2 separate regions of the Homo sapiens genome follow, and region 2 is linked to region 1. A link is an interaction called in ENCODE POLR2A ChIA-PET data of the cell type or tissue named here. Cell type or tissue: Panc1. All regions are shown on one strand.

What was found. Peaks named below come from ENCODE experiments on the same cell type or tissue, not always from the same donor. Only the 100,000 strongest peaks of a DNase experiment are listed, where the experiment ranks them.
Region 2: POLR2A ChIA-PET joins it to region 1 with 5 read pairs; 5 of 35 experiments call an interaction of 5 or more read pairs at or near these places.

Annotation. Positions count from the first base shown.
Region 1 is chr17:44,543,419-44,551,418 of GRCh38, forward strand. No RefSeq gene overlaps it. Among named protein-coding and RNA genes, the nearest start is that of FZD2, 10 kb to the right of the region's middle. RefSeq lists an enhancer at 4,645-5,192. In Panc1, no CTCF peak of the experiment used is centred here; no DNase peak of the experiment used is centred here; H3K4me3 peaks cover 290 bases; H3K27ac peaks cover 6,093 bases.
Region 2 is chr17:44,467,290-44,475,289 of GRCh38, forward strand. GPATCH8 (G-patch domain containing 8) reads right to left here. Exons shown (of 8, transcript NM_001002909.4): 2 at 7,540-7,614. Among named protein-coding and RNA genes, the nearest start is that of GPATCH8, 32 kb to the right of the region's middle. In Panc1, no CTCF peak of the experiment used is centred here; no DNase peak of the experiment used is centred here.

The sequences.
Region 1 (8,000 bases):
CATCCACAAGGTAGGAACTGCCTCTCCTGGTTCCATCATTGGAGTCCCCCCCACAAGCTGCCCCAGCATTCAGGCTCCTCCCAAGGGGCCTGACAGGAGCTATGGAGAGCTGCGGCCCTGATCTCTTTCTTCACTTCTGAATGAGTCCATTTCTACCCTTTTGGGACCCTTAGAGATGTTTGGAAGAGTTTGGAGGAGGGGCACTAAGGTATGCACAACCAGATGCTTGCAGAGTGACTGGGTCAGCCCCAGCTTCAAAGAGGCTATATCAGTCTATCCCCAAAACTGAAGTCCCTTGTAGATTTTTTCTTTCTTTAACCAGTATTCACATATTTGTCCCTCTAGACTACCAACCCTTAGGCCTCGAGATTCCTCAAGGATTAATCAGTGATCCAGTCACGGGAGAAAGCAACCAACCCCCAGGGTCTTAGAAGTCTGACACCTGCCCCAACTCCCCAGCAAACTTCCTTCTCCAGCTGCCTCTGCCTGAGAGCAGGAAAAACCAACACTAAAGGCTTATATTGAGCATCCACTATGTGAAGTCACTTACCACTTCATCTTATCTTCCCCACCCTTCAAGAGAAGATTAGTGTCCCTATCTTATCGATGAAGAGTCAGAGCTTCAGAAAGGGAGAGTGACCTATCTCAGGGAATGCAGTGAGGAAGCAGAGCTGAATCCATTGAGTCCAAGTCCAGGACAGTGGTCTGCCTAGCATGCTGCCTCGTGACTAGGTCTGCCCTAGGTGCCTGTGTCCAGGCTCCCAGGCTGACCTCTGGCTAATATTCTGCTTCTGGGTTACAAAGCAGCATGTACCATCTGAGCTTCCTTTCCCAAAGCAACTGTCCCTACAAATCCAGTTTCTCTTTCAGTCCTCACTTCACAGGGAACAGGACAGACTTATTGTGCCCATTCTTCAGATGGAGAAACTGATACTCAGAGAAAAGATTCACTGAAGGTCAGAAAAGTATTAAGCACCAAGACCAGGACACGAGCATTCAGGTGTCCTACGTCCACTTCATGGGTTCTCACGATGATGTCAGATTTATTTGTCACTTCACCCCTTCTCAGATTGGAGATCAGAATAGATTTGTTTTTGTTTGTTTTGTTTTGAGACAGGATCTTGCTCTGGCACCCAGGCTGGAGTGCAGTGCTGCAATCACAGCTCGCTGCAGCTTCGACCTCCTGGGCTCAAGAGGTCCTCCTGCCTCAGCCTTCCCAGTAGCTGGGATTATGGGTGTACATTACCATGCTCAGCTAATTTTTTTTTTTTTGTAGAGACAGGGCATATTTGTAATTAAATGTGGCTTTGAGAAACTAGATACTTGTCAAAACTGGAGACTAGAAATCTGCGTCCTAGAAACCTTGCTCATTTTTCATCCTCAGAGCTGAGCTTCTCCCCTCCCTAAGTGTGGGTTTCAGAGGCAGGGCAGAATGTATGGAAAGGGAATTGGGCTCGCTGTCCAGGGCAGGATGCTTGTGTCTCTAGATTACCCAGCTCAGGGAGTTCTTCAGACCTTGCCCTATTTACAGAGAGCATTGATTCATTTAACAATTTTTTCTTGGGTGCCTATGATATGCAAGGCACTAAGGTATGCACAAAAACTAAGACACAGCCTCTGCCCTCAAGAGATTATCTTGTTGGGCTGTGGGGAGGCTGTAGTTAGACATATGTAGGTAACACATGCCACATGCTAAATGCCATAAGATAAACATCAACTCAGGGAAAGGACAGGGGTGGTATCAGGGAAGCACCACAGAGAAGGGGACTTCAAGGATTTACAGTGGTGGAATGGCTCTAGGTATTTTATCAAAAAAAGAGATTCAGGCCAGGTGCAGTGACTCATGCCTGTAATCCCAACAGTCTGGGAGGCCGAGGCAGGCAGATTGCTTGAGCTCAGGAGTTCCAGACCAGCCTGGGCAACATGGTGAAACCCCATCTCTACCCAAAATAGAAAAAATTAGCCAGGCATGTGTCTGTGCTCCTAGCTACTCAGGAGGCCAAGATGGGAGGATTGCTTGATCCTGGGAGGTCGAGGCTGCAGTGAGCCGAGATCGCATCACTGCACATTCCAGCCTGGGTGACAGAGTAAGACTCCGTCTCAAAAAAAAAAAAAAAGATGCAATACATATAGACGAAATTAAATTATGGCCCCACAAAATTAATATGTTAAAGCCCTAACCCTCAATGTGATTGTATTTGGAGATAGGGGTTTTAGGAGGTAATTAATGTTAAACGAGGTTGGAGGGTCCCCACCCCTAATCTGATAGGATTGGTGGCCTTATAAGGGGAACAGAGAGAAACCTCTCTCTCCCCACCTACACACACCAATGATAGGCCACATGAACACTGAGAAGGTGGCCATCTACAAGCCAGGAAGGAAGCCTTCGCCAGAATCCAACCATGCTGGCATCCCGATCTCAGACTTTCAGCTTCCAGAACTATGAGAAAATAAATTTCTGTCATTTAAGCTATCCAATCTGTAGTATTTTGTTATGGAGCCCAAGCAGACTAAAACAAGCAGGAAACTAGGTGTTTGTGAAACTTGGATGGCCTGGAGGAGTAGACTTTGTCACGAAGCCACAGAAATGACCCTCCAGTAGAAGCTGCTACCTCTGCCACTAGCAGGTAGGGGGATCAAGAGGCTACCATTGGGACCGGTTGCAGTGGCTCATGCCTGTAATCCCAGCACTTTGGGAGGCCAAAGCAGGCAGATCACTTGAGGTCAGGAGTTTGAGACCAGCCTGGCCAACGTGGCAAAACCCTGTCTCTACTAAACAAACAAAAATTAGCTGGGTGTGATGGTGCACACCTGTAATCCCAGCTACTCAGGAAGCTGAGGCCTGAGAATCGCTTGAGCCCGCGAGTGGGAAGTTGCAGTGAGCCAAGTTCACACCATTGTATTCCAGCCTGGGGGACAGAGTGAAACTCTATCAAAAAAAAAAAAAAAAAAAAAAAAGGCTTCCATTGTAATTAAGCCAAGGTAACTGCACCTAGGGATCACTAGAAATTGCCACTGCAGCAAGAACATGACCTCATTTCCCTTCCACCTTCCAAATCTCAAATAAGCGTATTTTGCATCCAGAGCTCTAGCTGCAAGGGAGGCTGAGAGGTGAGGTTTTTGGCTTCCAACCTCTGCAGTATAGGAAGGTGGTGGGAATGGTGGGAGGATCTCTTGAGCCCAGGAGTTTGAGGCTGCAGCGAGCTGTGATCGTGCCACTATACTTCAGCCTGGGTGACCGAACAAGACCTCATCTGGAAGAGAAAAAAAAAAAAAAAGTAACTAGGGCTCTGAAAGCTAATTGAATGGTCTGGAGGTTTGGAAAGCAGATAGCTTTAGAGTGAACGTACGAATCACTTGGGGATGGTATATTTGGATAAGTGGGCAGGGCCCAGGAATCTATATTCCTAACAGGCAAACCCCAGTTCCCATTTCCCCTCCTGCCATAATGGACTCAGCATGTGGACTGATGCATGTGGACTCAGCTTTCAGAAACTTTATCCCTGGGCAGGAGCTCTGATGGGGCAGTCCCAGACACTACAGTGAGCAGTGAAAGGTTAGATTTGAGCAGTGAAAGGTTAGCAGTGAGCAGAAAAGGCTAGATTTGTGCTGAATTAGTCCCTTTCTCTCCTAAGAGCTAGTCCTGAAAGTTGGATGCTGAACCCTGAAAAATGCTGCTGTGATGGAGGCTCAGGAGAAGGGGGGGGTCTGCCTAGAACCCAGGAGTCCAGGGATTTAAACTCACCACCCCACCAAGGAGGACTGGATGGAGTCAGCTGACAACATGAATAAGCATTTCCTGAAGTTATGACTCATTTTGTTCTGAATTTCTACCCTGGCCCCGGGGGTTTAGGACCTTCGGGATCCTATTTCTATTGCAGGGGTTTGGTTAGAGAGCCCCTTCAACCTTGAGGGGTTTAAGAATTGGACAGAGGAGAAGAAAAGTAAAACAGAGGGTACAAGAGAGGAAGGGAGGAGAAAGGTAGCACTTCCACCCAAAATGGCCTCAAGTCCCTACCAGAACCCAATGTCCTCCATAGCTCACATTGAATTTCAACACAAAATAGTCTATTACAATAGATGTTCCTTTTTCCTTCTCAGTCATTTTCTTTTCTTGGCTCTTACCAGGCAGCCTTGGACCCTAAGCCCCCCAGTTCTGAGGGGAAGGCCATAGATAAATGAAAAAGCCCTGGCCTTCTTCCTCTGTGCCCCCATCCCAGCCCCACATCTCAGGGAGGGGGTCGCCCCAAGCCAGAGCAGGGCTGAGTCTGCCTGGGCCAGGCTGCCTGGCCAATAGGCTTTCCTCCTTCCCAGGGGTATCCATTCTCCTACCCAGTTCCTGAGATGCTGGGCCCCCTTCAGCCGCATCTGCAGCCTGACTGAGCAGAGTCCCCCAGGCCTTCTTCCTCTAGGCTGGTCCTCCCAGGTTAAGAGCAGGCTTCCATGTTGGAAGGGGGTCCGTCCCCCCTTCCCCCAGTTATCACCACAAAGCAAAGTCCAGGGAAGGAGGGGGAGTGGGCAAGGGTGGGGGTAGTGGGAGAGCCAGGTCCTTGCTAGTAAATCAAAGTTGGTTTCCCAGATGGAGTTGCAGCCGCTTTGATTTCTCAAGTCACCCCCCTCCCCCTCTGCTGCCTCCCCTCACCCCCAGCTCCACAGTTTCAATTCCTCCCTGAAAAGCAGCAGGGCCTCCTTTCAAACCAGCCCAGCTCCTCCAACTCCCAACAACAGCTTCAGTTACAGGAAAGGGGAAGGGGAGGGGGTGAGGTGGCCCAGCCTAGAGAGAAAGGAGAGACATTCTGGGAGAAGCAAGAGGGAGAAGGAGGAGTAGAAAATGAGGAAGGGGGAAAAGAAAGAGCAGAGTGAGAAGATGGGAGGGGGGCAGCCAGGGTGGAAGAGTGGGGCTCTGCTGGAGCAGGAGGGGAGCTCCAGCTGGGAAGCCAACCTACCTTTTCCTCCCTCCCAAGGGAGCACCCCCACACCCATCACCCCAAGGACCCCTCCATAGCTACAGAGCTATGATTCAGGCTTCCCTATTCCTCTCCCCTTGGCATTAGGTTCTAGAAGGTTCTGGAAGACAAAATATCGAAACCGTTCATTCCTAGGGACATTTATTTCCTGTTCTAGAAGGCAGAGTCACCCAAGAACCTCACTAGCCAAACCTAGCACTGGCTTTCTAGATCCTGTTTCCCCATTTGGCTCTGAGCAGCCCACACCTTGGTCTTGCTCAGCCCAGGCTTGGGCCAATGAAGGCCCTTAATTAATAGATCATCTGTTACATCTGTTTAATCCTTTTATGGCCCATTTTGCCTGCCAGAGACCTTGAAGAAAGACATTGGAGAGATAAAGGGGTAACAGCTATGCTCTGCTAAGTCTCCTTCCTCCTCTGCCCCAAAGCCAGGGGCAGCCTTGGAACTTGGCAGGGGTGGGGCAGGGTGCACTGAAGGAACCTACAAGTTGTCAGGAATTGGAATTCCAGGAGTCCTAGGTCTCCTGATTATTTGGTGGCCCATTTCTTTATTTCCTTCTTCCTTCCTTCCTTCCTTCCTTCCTTCCTTCCTTCCTTCCTTCCCTCCCTTCCTTCCTTTCTCTTTCTCCCTCTTTCTCTTTCTCCTCTCTCTCTGTCTCTCTTACTTTTATTTCTCTCTCCTTCTCTTTTTTTCTTTCTTTTTGAGATAGTGTCTCACTCCCGTTGCCCAGGCCAGAGTGCAGTGGCAGGATCACAGCTCACTGCAGCCTCCACTCAGGTGATCCTTCCACTTCAGCCTCCTGAGTAGCTGGGACCATAGGCATGCACCACCACACCAGGCTATTTTTATTTTTAAGATTTTTAAATTTTTAGTAGAGACAGTTTTGTCATGTTGCCTAGGCTGGTCTCCAACTCCTAGGCTCCAGTGATTCACCAGCCTCATCTTTCCAAAGTGCTGGGATTACTACTGTGCCCGGTCTGTGGCCCATTTCTAAGGGTCATTTCCCTGAGATCTAAATGGAGGATGGAGTGCAGGGAGAAGGAATTTGATACCTCACCTGAAGGTGGATTCAAGGTCTTGATGGACAGGTTCAGGGAGAGAGGAGGAAAGGTGAATTCACCTAAAGCAGAGGCATATTGTGTGGGTCAGGGGAGAGGGGAGCCAAGGAGACTGATTCTCTGAATGCTCAGACCTGTTTTCCACAAAGTATCTAGGACCCACCCCGTTTAGAGCAGAACATTTTTGCTTAGAGAATAAAACCATTGAGGCTCCTAAAGTATCTGAAATTAAGTCCTCCTCCTTGATCTCTGTCTCCTAAACAGATACACATAGCCCTTCCCTCTTTAGGGTGGAGGGACCTCAGTGCTTTGAAAAGGAAAGAACACTGACCCAGAATTGAGGAAACAAAGAGGGGACCTGTCCTCTGGCAGGCTCATTGGAGCAGGGGGAATTCCCTCGGGAGTCACCATACCAGGCATTGTCCCTTAGATTAGCCCTCAAGGACAGAGGGGACAGCTTCTCTGGAAAGCAAGGGCTCTAGAGGAAAACGTGCAAGGAGACCTGGACATGTGTGATTACCTAAACTGTGACGGGGGAAGGTGAAAGGCCAGAGACAGGAGGATATTTTGCGGGGAGTGGGAGCCCTAGGCAATCTCCCCAGGTTTCCTTAGCGGGGAGAAGTTCTCCGTGCTCTCCTCTCCTGAGCATGCCTGTGTGTGTTGGATGTTGCTGACTGTCATTTCACTTATCTGTGACACACAAGTCTTTCATCTTGTTTGGGTGGCATGAAGCAAGGAGAGTTTCAATGATCCAAGCATCATATTCTCACAGCCTCCTACATCTGGCTCAAGGGTAAAATCAATAAATTGTTTTATGATCCCTTTCTACTGATGAAAAAGCTGCAGCTAAGGAAGGGATGGTGACTTGCCTAAGCTACTGGGCCAGTGGGGCTGGAGCCAGGCCTGCAGCCCAGACATTTGGAGCCCCAGACCAGGTTTCTTTCCACTCCAACAGCTATTTTCTCTGCTCTCCTGTTAGGTTGAGATTTCTGCTCCTGCCAAGCCCATCCTACAGAACGGGGGAATGGACCCTGCAGCAGATTTACAGTAGGTACCCAACAATTATCCCAGATATCAGATTTGGTTTTTTTTTTGTTTGTTTGTTTTTTGAGATGGGTTCTCACTCTGTTGTCCAGGCTGGAGTGCGGTGGGGTGATCACAGCTTATGCAGCCTCAAACTTCTGGGCTCAAGTGATCCACCCGCTTCAGCCTCCTGAGTAGCTGCGACTACAGGTGCATGCTACCACACCAGACTAATTTTAAAATTTTCTGTAGAGATAGGGCCTGGCTATCTTGCCTAGGCTGGCTCAAGCAATTCTCCCACCTTAGCCTCCTAAAGTGCTAGGATTACAGGTGTGAACCACTCCACCTGGTCCTAGATGTCAGATTTGTAAGCAGACACGATTAACAGTGGTACTTCGGGGTTTGGGGGAGAAGTGGCACTTCTGTGCACTGGGGACACCTAGGCTCCCAGCCCACAGCAGAAGCCCAAGACTAAAGAGAAATGTTCCTTAGGGAGCGATAGCAGAATGTGGCCCCCTAGACTGTAGGCTCCCTGAAGCTGGAGGCTGAGTCTCTGCAGACTATCTGCTTTGCATGTAGTAGATGCTCAATAATTTATTGGATAAAATAATAGCTACTATTACCAAGCTTTTAGTCTAGCACCAGGTCATAGTGAGTGTCATATGCTGTCTCATTTAATTCTCACAACTGAAATAAGAAAAATAAAAATTCTGGGCCAGGTGCGGTGGCTCACACCTGTTATCCCAGCACTTTGGGAGGCTGAGGTGGGCAGATCACTTGAGGTCAGGAGTTCAAGACCAACCTGGCCAACATGGTGAAACCCTGTCTCTACTGAAAATACAAAAATTAGCCGGGCATGGTGGCTTACGCCTGTAATCCTAGCACTTTGGGAGGCTGAGGCGGGCGGATCACGAGGTCAGGAGATCGAGACCATCCTGGCTAACATGGTGAA
Region 2 (8,000 bases), 76 kb before region 1:
TTGTGACTGACAACAGTGAAAGGAAAAGCAAATGTTAAAGGGAGAGGGAGAAAAAAAAGAAAAAATTAAGGTTATACACATTAGCACCACTTTTACAAAACCACTCAAGAGGATGGCTGTCACCTTCTCAGAAAAAAATCATTGATAGAAAATGGTAGTGGCATTTCTCTTCTAAAACTTTAGGTTAAAACTGTTCTTTAATTAAATCCACTTTCTCAGGGACTATAATAAAATATTTAACTTGCCACTCTAAGTCCTTCCAATCATAACAAAGGCAATAGAAACAATAGACACATCTCCCAGAATCTCTCCTCCCCTCACCAACCTCCTAGGGTAAATGAATGACCAACACAGAAAAACTGGACCTTTCCTATCATTTCAAACTACCTGCTTTTGGAGGAAAAAAGGCAGCTCTGTGACTCTGCAGGAAGGGCTAGTATTCAGTATGGTCTCCCTTCCTATCAGTAAAAGAAAAAAAGGTTTTATAAACACTCGTCAAAAATCCAATAGGCTTAAGGATGACGGCTAACACAAGGAGGCACACCAAAATAATTTATAACAAAGTAAAACAAACCAGACTTGTCTACCTCTGAAATGATCAAAACTATCTCTGTGAAAGAACAAGAAACTCAATAACCAGTCTTTGGGAAACAAGCAATCTATTCTCTCTGTTAACGACTGTAATTTTTGCAAATTATTCCAATTATTCCAGGATTTTTTTTTTTTTTTTGAGACGGAGTCTCACTCTGTAGCTCAGGCTGGAGTGTAACGGCAATCTCAGCTCACTACAATCTCCACCTCCTGAGTAGCTGGGACTACAGACACGCACCACCACATCCAGCCAATTTTTTTTTTGTATTTTTAGTAGAGACAGGGTTTCACCACGTTGGCCAGGCTGGTCTCAAACTCCTGACCTCAAGTGATCCGCCTGCCTTGGCTTCCCCAAGTGTTGAGATTACAGGCATAAGCCACCACGACTGGTCCATGGATGCTATTTACAACACCAAGTTGGCACAAGTAGCTTACGGCTCAAACAGGTAATCTAGACAGAACAAGGGCAATGAACATTAAATTTCTTTGTTCCTTTTTTTTTTTTTTTTTTTTTTTTTTTTTTGTGAGACAGGGTCTCGCTCTGCCACCCAGGCTGGGGTGCAGTAGCACAGTCACAGCTCACCGCATCCTTGACCTGCAAGGCTCAAGTGATCCTCCCATCTCAGCCTCCCAAAGTGCTGGGATTACAGGTGTGAGCCACCATGCCCAGCCAATTTATTTCCAAAGTAGTAATTATTTTTAAAAATAATTTTAAAAAAAAGTAACTCTACTTAATTTCAGTTACTATAATAATGACTAAAAATCTTTTGGTTTTTGTTTTTTAAATATATAATTTGGGGTTTAATTATAATCTCATAGAACCAAAAATAAATTACAGAAATTTTTTTCATTTTAAAAACTCTGGTTAACAACAAAGATACATGATAGAGGTAGGCTGCTTATAATTTTTTTCTTCTAAAGTCAACTTGATATAATTTAAATGTACATTTAAGAACTGCAAAGAAATCCTAACTTTAATAAATAAGGCAAAGCTTATTTATTATGTAGAAAAGCTGGTTTTCTACATAATTCAGAGTTCTCACAAACCACCTATTTGTTTTCTCTCTCTGCTCAAGACCCCAAAATGGTGGCTGTGCGGCCTGTTCTTTGGTTGGAAATGAAGTTCTTCTTCTAATTCTGGTTAAACCATGTAGCTAAACTGAAAACAAACTTTTTCACCTAGATTACCTCAGTTGGCCTTTTTTTCTCCCCCTATTTCTACACATAAATATATCATTAAAATGCTAATTTTTATCATTTGTTCTTCTCTAATAAACACGTGAGAAAAGGAATATAATTTTTAAGCGGGAAGATCTTTGACAACAAGAAGTCTGTATTATAAACTACCAATATGCTGAAAACACAATACCAGCAATGTAAAAATACTTCATTATTAACTGTTTCAGCCATTCCTCAACATTTTATTAATTAAATACCAAGTAGAAACTTTCTGCTCCATGAAGCTGTATGCCACCATAGTAACAATGATCATTTTGGTAACAGCACCACCAATACACATGTATGACGGGAGCCTGCCAAAACACAGGAAAAAATTTACTTTATTGTATGAAGCTGGCTGTAAGTTTTTACAGTAGGAAACGGCCTATTATGTCTCAAGAGAAAACCATGCTACAGGTATGTCCATGACTGGATGAATACTAATTCTATACTGAATTTTGTTTTAGTTGACAGCCACATTCAATTTACATCATTTAGCCCATTTTCAACAGTGACAAAATAGTAAGTCTCTTGAGTGGATTGTAAGCTTTGCTGATTGTGTATTAAAGACTATAAGCAAGAACCAATGCTACTAGGTGAACCCATGCAAACAAGTTGTAAAAATTCCCGAAACAAAAAAACTCTATAGCTCACTACAGATGACACAATGAAGACTAGAGAGAAAAGCCATATAGTAATGCTACACCATTCAGCTCCAAGAAGCACATTATTTCTAGTGCAGTCCACATATGGTCACTGCTAAATGTCAAATCAGCAGTCTTATAAAGAATTACAGTTTGGAACTAGTGGAGTCCACAGATCTAGACAGATATGCAACATCACAAAACCCAATTATACATATACTTCCAAATCCTTAAGATGCGCAAACTAAACATCAGCAACTGGAGTTTGAAGCTTACACTACATTTTTAAACCTATTAGGTCATCCTGACAACCATAAAGAAAGAATTTTAATCAGTCAGGTAGAGCAAGGACCGACTAGCGGCTGATGGGTAGTTGCACTTCCAACCACAACAGTAACAACATGTTTTAAGTCTATGATGCATGCATTCTGCCTTCTATATAGCTTAAAGTCATTCTCCCATCTGATCCCTCATCTTTTTTTGTTTGTTTGTTTTTGGAGATCGAGTCTCGCTCTGTCACCCAGGCTGGAGTGCAGTGGCACGATCTTGGGTTCAAGCGATTCTCCTGCCTCAGCCTCCTGAGTAGCTGGGACTACAGGCGTGTGCCACCACACCCGGCTAAGTTTTGTATTTTTAGTAGACATGGGGTTTCACCGTGTTAGCCAGAATGGTCTATCTCCTGACCCTGTGATCCACCCACCTCGGCCTCCCAAAGTGCTGGGATTATAGGTGTGAGCCACTGCACCCAGCGCTTTTTTTTTTTTTTTTTTTTGAGACGGAGTCTCGCTCTGTCACCCAGGCTGGAGTACAGTGGCGTGATCTCGACTCACTGCAACCTCTGCCTCCCAGGTTCAAGCAATCCTCCTGCCTCAGCCTCCTGAGTAGCTGGGTAATCCCAGCACATGCACAGGCATGTGCCACCACGTCTGGCTACTTTTTGTATTTTTAGTAGAGACAGGGTTTCACCATGTTGGTCAGGCTGTTCTCGAACTCCTGACCTCGTCATCTGCCCGCCTCAGCATCCCAAAGTGCTGGGATTACAGGCGTGAGCCCCTGCGCCCAATTCCTCATCTTCTAACTATGATAAAGGTCATAAAGGACCGTGTATCCTAAAAAACACCAATTAATTCTTCTGTGATTGAATCCTAGACGGAGCTATGGCTTTAGATCAAGCTTTGTTTTGTAAATATTTTGTCTTTAAGTAAGTGGAGGTTATAATTATAACATTTGAGACCTAAATATCTCATAAAGCAATAACAATTTTTAAAATTCAAATTCAAAGCTTCTCGTAATAGGGATAAAATGTTCACACTTTTCAACTTGTTTTTAATAGAGATAATCAAGTTGTTTAGCAATTCTCATATAATTTTCTTAAAAAGATATTTCATTCTTGAGGAAAAATCTCATTGAAAGATATCTGGTTGGTTGAAGCAAATAAGGGAAAATTAAACTTCAAAAAATATTATTAAATGCTTTACAAATACTGGATTTTGATATATTTTCAACATTTACCTAATAAAATTGAAATACCAATATCTCACTAACAAATCTAAGCTTCGGAAGTTCACTAAAAGCATAATACATTATTGCATCTTCATGTCTCATTTCCCATCTTGCTGGTTTGCATCAAATTTAGCCTACTACAAAATAAAAAGACCTTAATCCTATACTCACAATAACCCTTCACACAGGCATATTCTTGGCACAAACCTGTGCAGAGACCTCCACGGTTACCAGCTGCTGCAGATTACCTTTGGTTAAAAAAAAATGACTAGACCTTTAGCTCCTGCAATGATCTGTAGACTCCCAAAGCTGCATATTTTCAGCCACTTTTGAGTTGCATGCTGTAGCAAAACAGTCAGCACCTCTCAATAGATATTGCTGCAGAGAAAGATTTTAATTCAGCACTCTTTCTGTGTTAGAAGTAACACCATTTTCCCCTAAAAACAAAACAGCTTAATATAGCCAGCCAGCCATGTAATTAAATATTTACTTATTATTTAGTGGGCATTCCTCAGGTGATAAGGGACTTCTTTTGTTTGGTGGGAGGGAGGGAACACTACCTACTTTGATGCCAATCACTGTAGGAGTTTCTCTTAAAACTTAAAATTTTCTGTGACCAAAAAAAGTAAAAAAAAAAAAAAAAAGTTGAAAAAAGAGAAAAACACTTAAAATTTTACTCACAAATGATCAGGCAACAGAAATAAGATCCCTCTTATCTTGTGTGTCAATACTTCTTTTTTTTTTTCTTATTTTTTCTTGCATCTTTGTTTATTCTCCCAGATCCTGTGCCCTACTTCTACCTAATACAATGTAGGCCATGAAGTTCTCTCCTACAACCTAAACTATCTCATCACAAATAATGCATATATTTATCTTTCAGAAGTAAATTTTCATTAGAAGTGTAATTACTAATATACATTTCTGAACATTCATTTATTTAAAAAAATTAAATATCCAGCCTGAGTACTATATACTATTTGCTATTTTAAGTGAAGAAGGTAGCACTACTTAATAAATAAGGCATATTATCAATTCTACTCCCACTGAATGAGATTATTCAACAATGATTACTCAATTAGACTGCCTTCTGATACTGTTCTCGCTATATGTGGCAGAAAAAGTCCTGGACATTATGAGAGGTAAAATAGCATTAGCCTCATGTGCCATAGGAATGAAATTTCCAAAAATATTTCAGTGTAGCCCTCTAGGCTTAAAATATGTTAAATATCATTTAATTTAGTGGTTTAAAAAATATTTGTTAAGTATCGTAATAATGAATACTAGGTTGCAAATTTCATCTAAATTTACTGCTACTGTTGAGTATCCACAGAATTATAGCTTGTGTAAGACAATTAACCAACCATGCACCTTGTAGAATGTGGTACTGGGGAGCTGATTCTGACAGCTCTGTCTTAAACTTAGACCCTCCTGGTTTTTTTTGTTTTTGTTTTTTTATTTGTTTGTTTTTGAGATGGAGTCTCGCTCTGTCACCCAGGCTAGAGTGCAGTGGCACAATCTCGGCTCACTGCAATCTCCGCCTCCCAGGTTCAAGCCATTCTCCTGCATCAGCCTCCCGAGTAGCTGGGACTACAGGTGCCTACCACTGCGCCCGGCTAATTTTTGTATTTTTAGTAGAGACAGGGTTTCACCATCTTGGCCAGGCTGGTCTCGAACTCCTGACCTCGTGATCCACCTGTCTCGGCCTCCCAAAGTGCTGGGATTACAGGCTTGAGCCACCGCACCCGGCCAGACCCTCCAGTTTTGTAAATTGAAATGGAAAAATTAAATTAGTTTGCAAATACAAGATACTGTCTAGCCTACAGATTTCATTACAAAATTCTGCCTTGTCATAATCCCCAAAATAATTCAGAACAAGGCACAAACCAGTGATTTTTTTTTTTTTTTTTGAGACAGAGTCTCGCTCTGTTGCCCAGGCTGGAGTGCAGAGGCACGATCTTGGCTCACTGCAAGCTCTGCCTCCCGGGTTCATGCCATTCTCCCGCCTCAGCCTCCCGAGTAGCTGGGACTACAGGCGCCTGCCACCATGCCCGGCTAATTTTTTACATTTTTTGTAGAGATGGGGTTTCACCGTGTTAGCCAGGATGGTCTCGATCTCCTGACCTCGTGATCCACCCACCTCGGCCTCCCAAAGTGCTGGGATTACAGGCGTTGAGCCACTGTGCCCGGCCTAAAATCAGTGATTTTTAACTTAGCAAAGTGGGCTTGGCATTTTATCCTTATGTCAAAACACAAGACTAGGCTTTCAGTGAAATATCAGATGAGAATTCTCCCTCTGCAGCATTATCACATGCGTCATCAATTACTGCCATGCCTAAGTCTAGCATCATGCCAGCACATTAAGACAGAAGGTACTATATGCAGTGTTCACTGGACCAGAAAGACAGAAATAAGAAAGGGAGGTGGGGAGAAAGAAACCCTAGAGAAGAAATTAAAAAAAGGCAGACCGTGCAATACAAACCAGATCATGGCTGCTTAGCTAATATGGGCCAACTGCTGTGGAAGAAAAATGTCGAACACCCCAAGTTGTGTAAATTTCTGTAAACATCTAAACACACATACAAACACACACAACACCAACCTAATTAGGAACATAAATATATGTTGATCCTTTACTATGTTGCAGTTTTGAAAATAAAAGCTAAAGTTAAAATATCCGTATTCTCTAAATTGCCTTCTTATTTTCCTGAGGAAGAAGCTAGTGTTTCTTAAGGGGAAGTGGGGGGCTTGTCATGATGGTTATAAAGATTAAGATTCCCTTTTTGACTTTTTTTCCCCACTCAAGTTTTACCAATAACTCACCGAAATCCTTATTAAATATGTACACTTAAGCACAAATAGTAACTGCTGACAATAATGACAAGTTTAGACATTTTAACAATAGACTGTGTTATTTAAAAATAACGGGTTTTTCAAAGTGAAAATAATGTTCAAAAATTAAGAAGTTTTTTTAAAACTAAGAGCCAGGTAAATAAATCTCCTTGTTCTATTGCTTGATATCATCAGTGTCCAAAACTAAGCAGTGTGAAAAGATAGAAATAATCAGCTTTTGACAAAAACCACATTTCTTAAGCTACAGAGACCAAACTTGCCATGTTTCACAACAGTCTGGTAAATAAAACATATTACTCCTTAAATGTTTTTAATATAACATTTAAAAAAAAATTTCCATACATATTCTACTTATGTAGGAACATTTCATACATAATTATATTGCCCAAGAAAGGTGAAGCTATAAAGGATCAAAATACATTTTACTCCTTTATTCAATTCACAAAATGCTAAACTTTAACTTGCTACCTTCAACAAAGTATCGGTATGGGCCAAAAAGATATTTTTCCATTGAAATTCTAATGTGTTTCTAGATTTTTTTGGACTGATTTCCCAACATATTAAATATTAGATTACATCCCAAGCTTTAATTGATTACTGTATGGCATGCAAGAAAACAACTCTAAACTGTACTATTGGTTATTAATAAGTTTAACTTCACTCACATCAAGTGTCACACGAACACTACCTAACTAACTAGCTAAGACCCGAAATTAAGCACTGATTATCTTACCGATTCTATAGGCTTGTCAAGTGACGCTTGTTCAATTTCCAAGTGTCCTTCCTCATACTGATCAAAGTGATTACCCTGAAAAAAGATGATTACAGTTATTTTTCAAAAGCAGTTAAGTGTCAAATCTATTAACAGCTTAACCAAACTAAGGATTATTTTTAACTTTTCTTTTTTTTTTTTAACCTAAAAGGACACTGCAATCGTTCATTTTCAGTACACAATCAAAACCACACCACAAATTCCAACTTTTTAAAAATTTATAAAAATGGGTCAGGCGTGGTGGCTCACGCCTGTAATCCCAGCACTTCAGGAGGCTGAGGCAGGTGGATCACCTGAGGTCAGGAATTCGAGACCAGCCTGGCCAAAATAATGAAACTCCATCTCCACTAAAATTACAAAAAATTAGCTGGCTGTGGTGGTGTGCACCTGTAGTCCCAGCTACTCAGGAGGCTGAGGCAGGA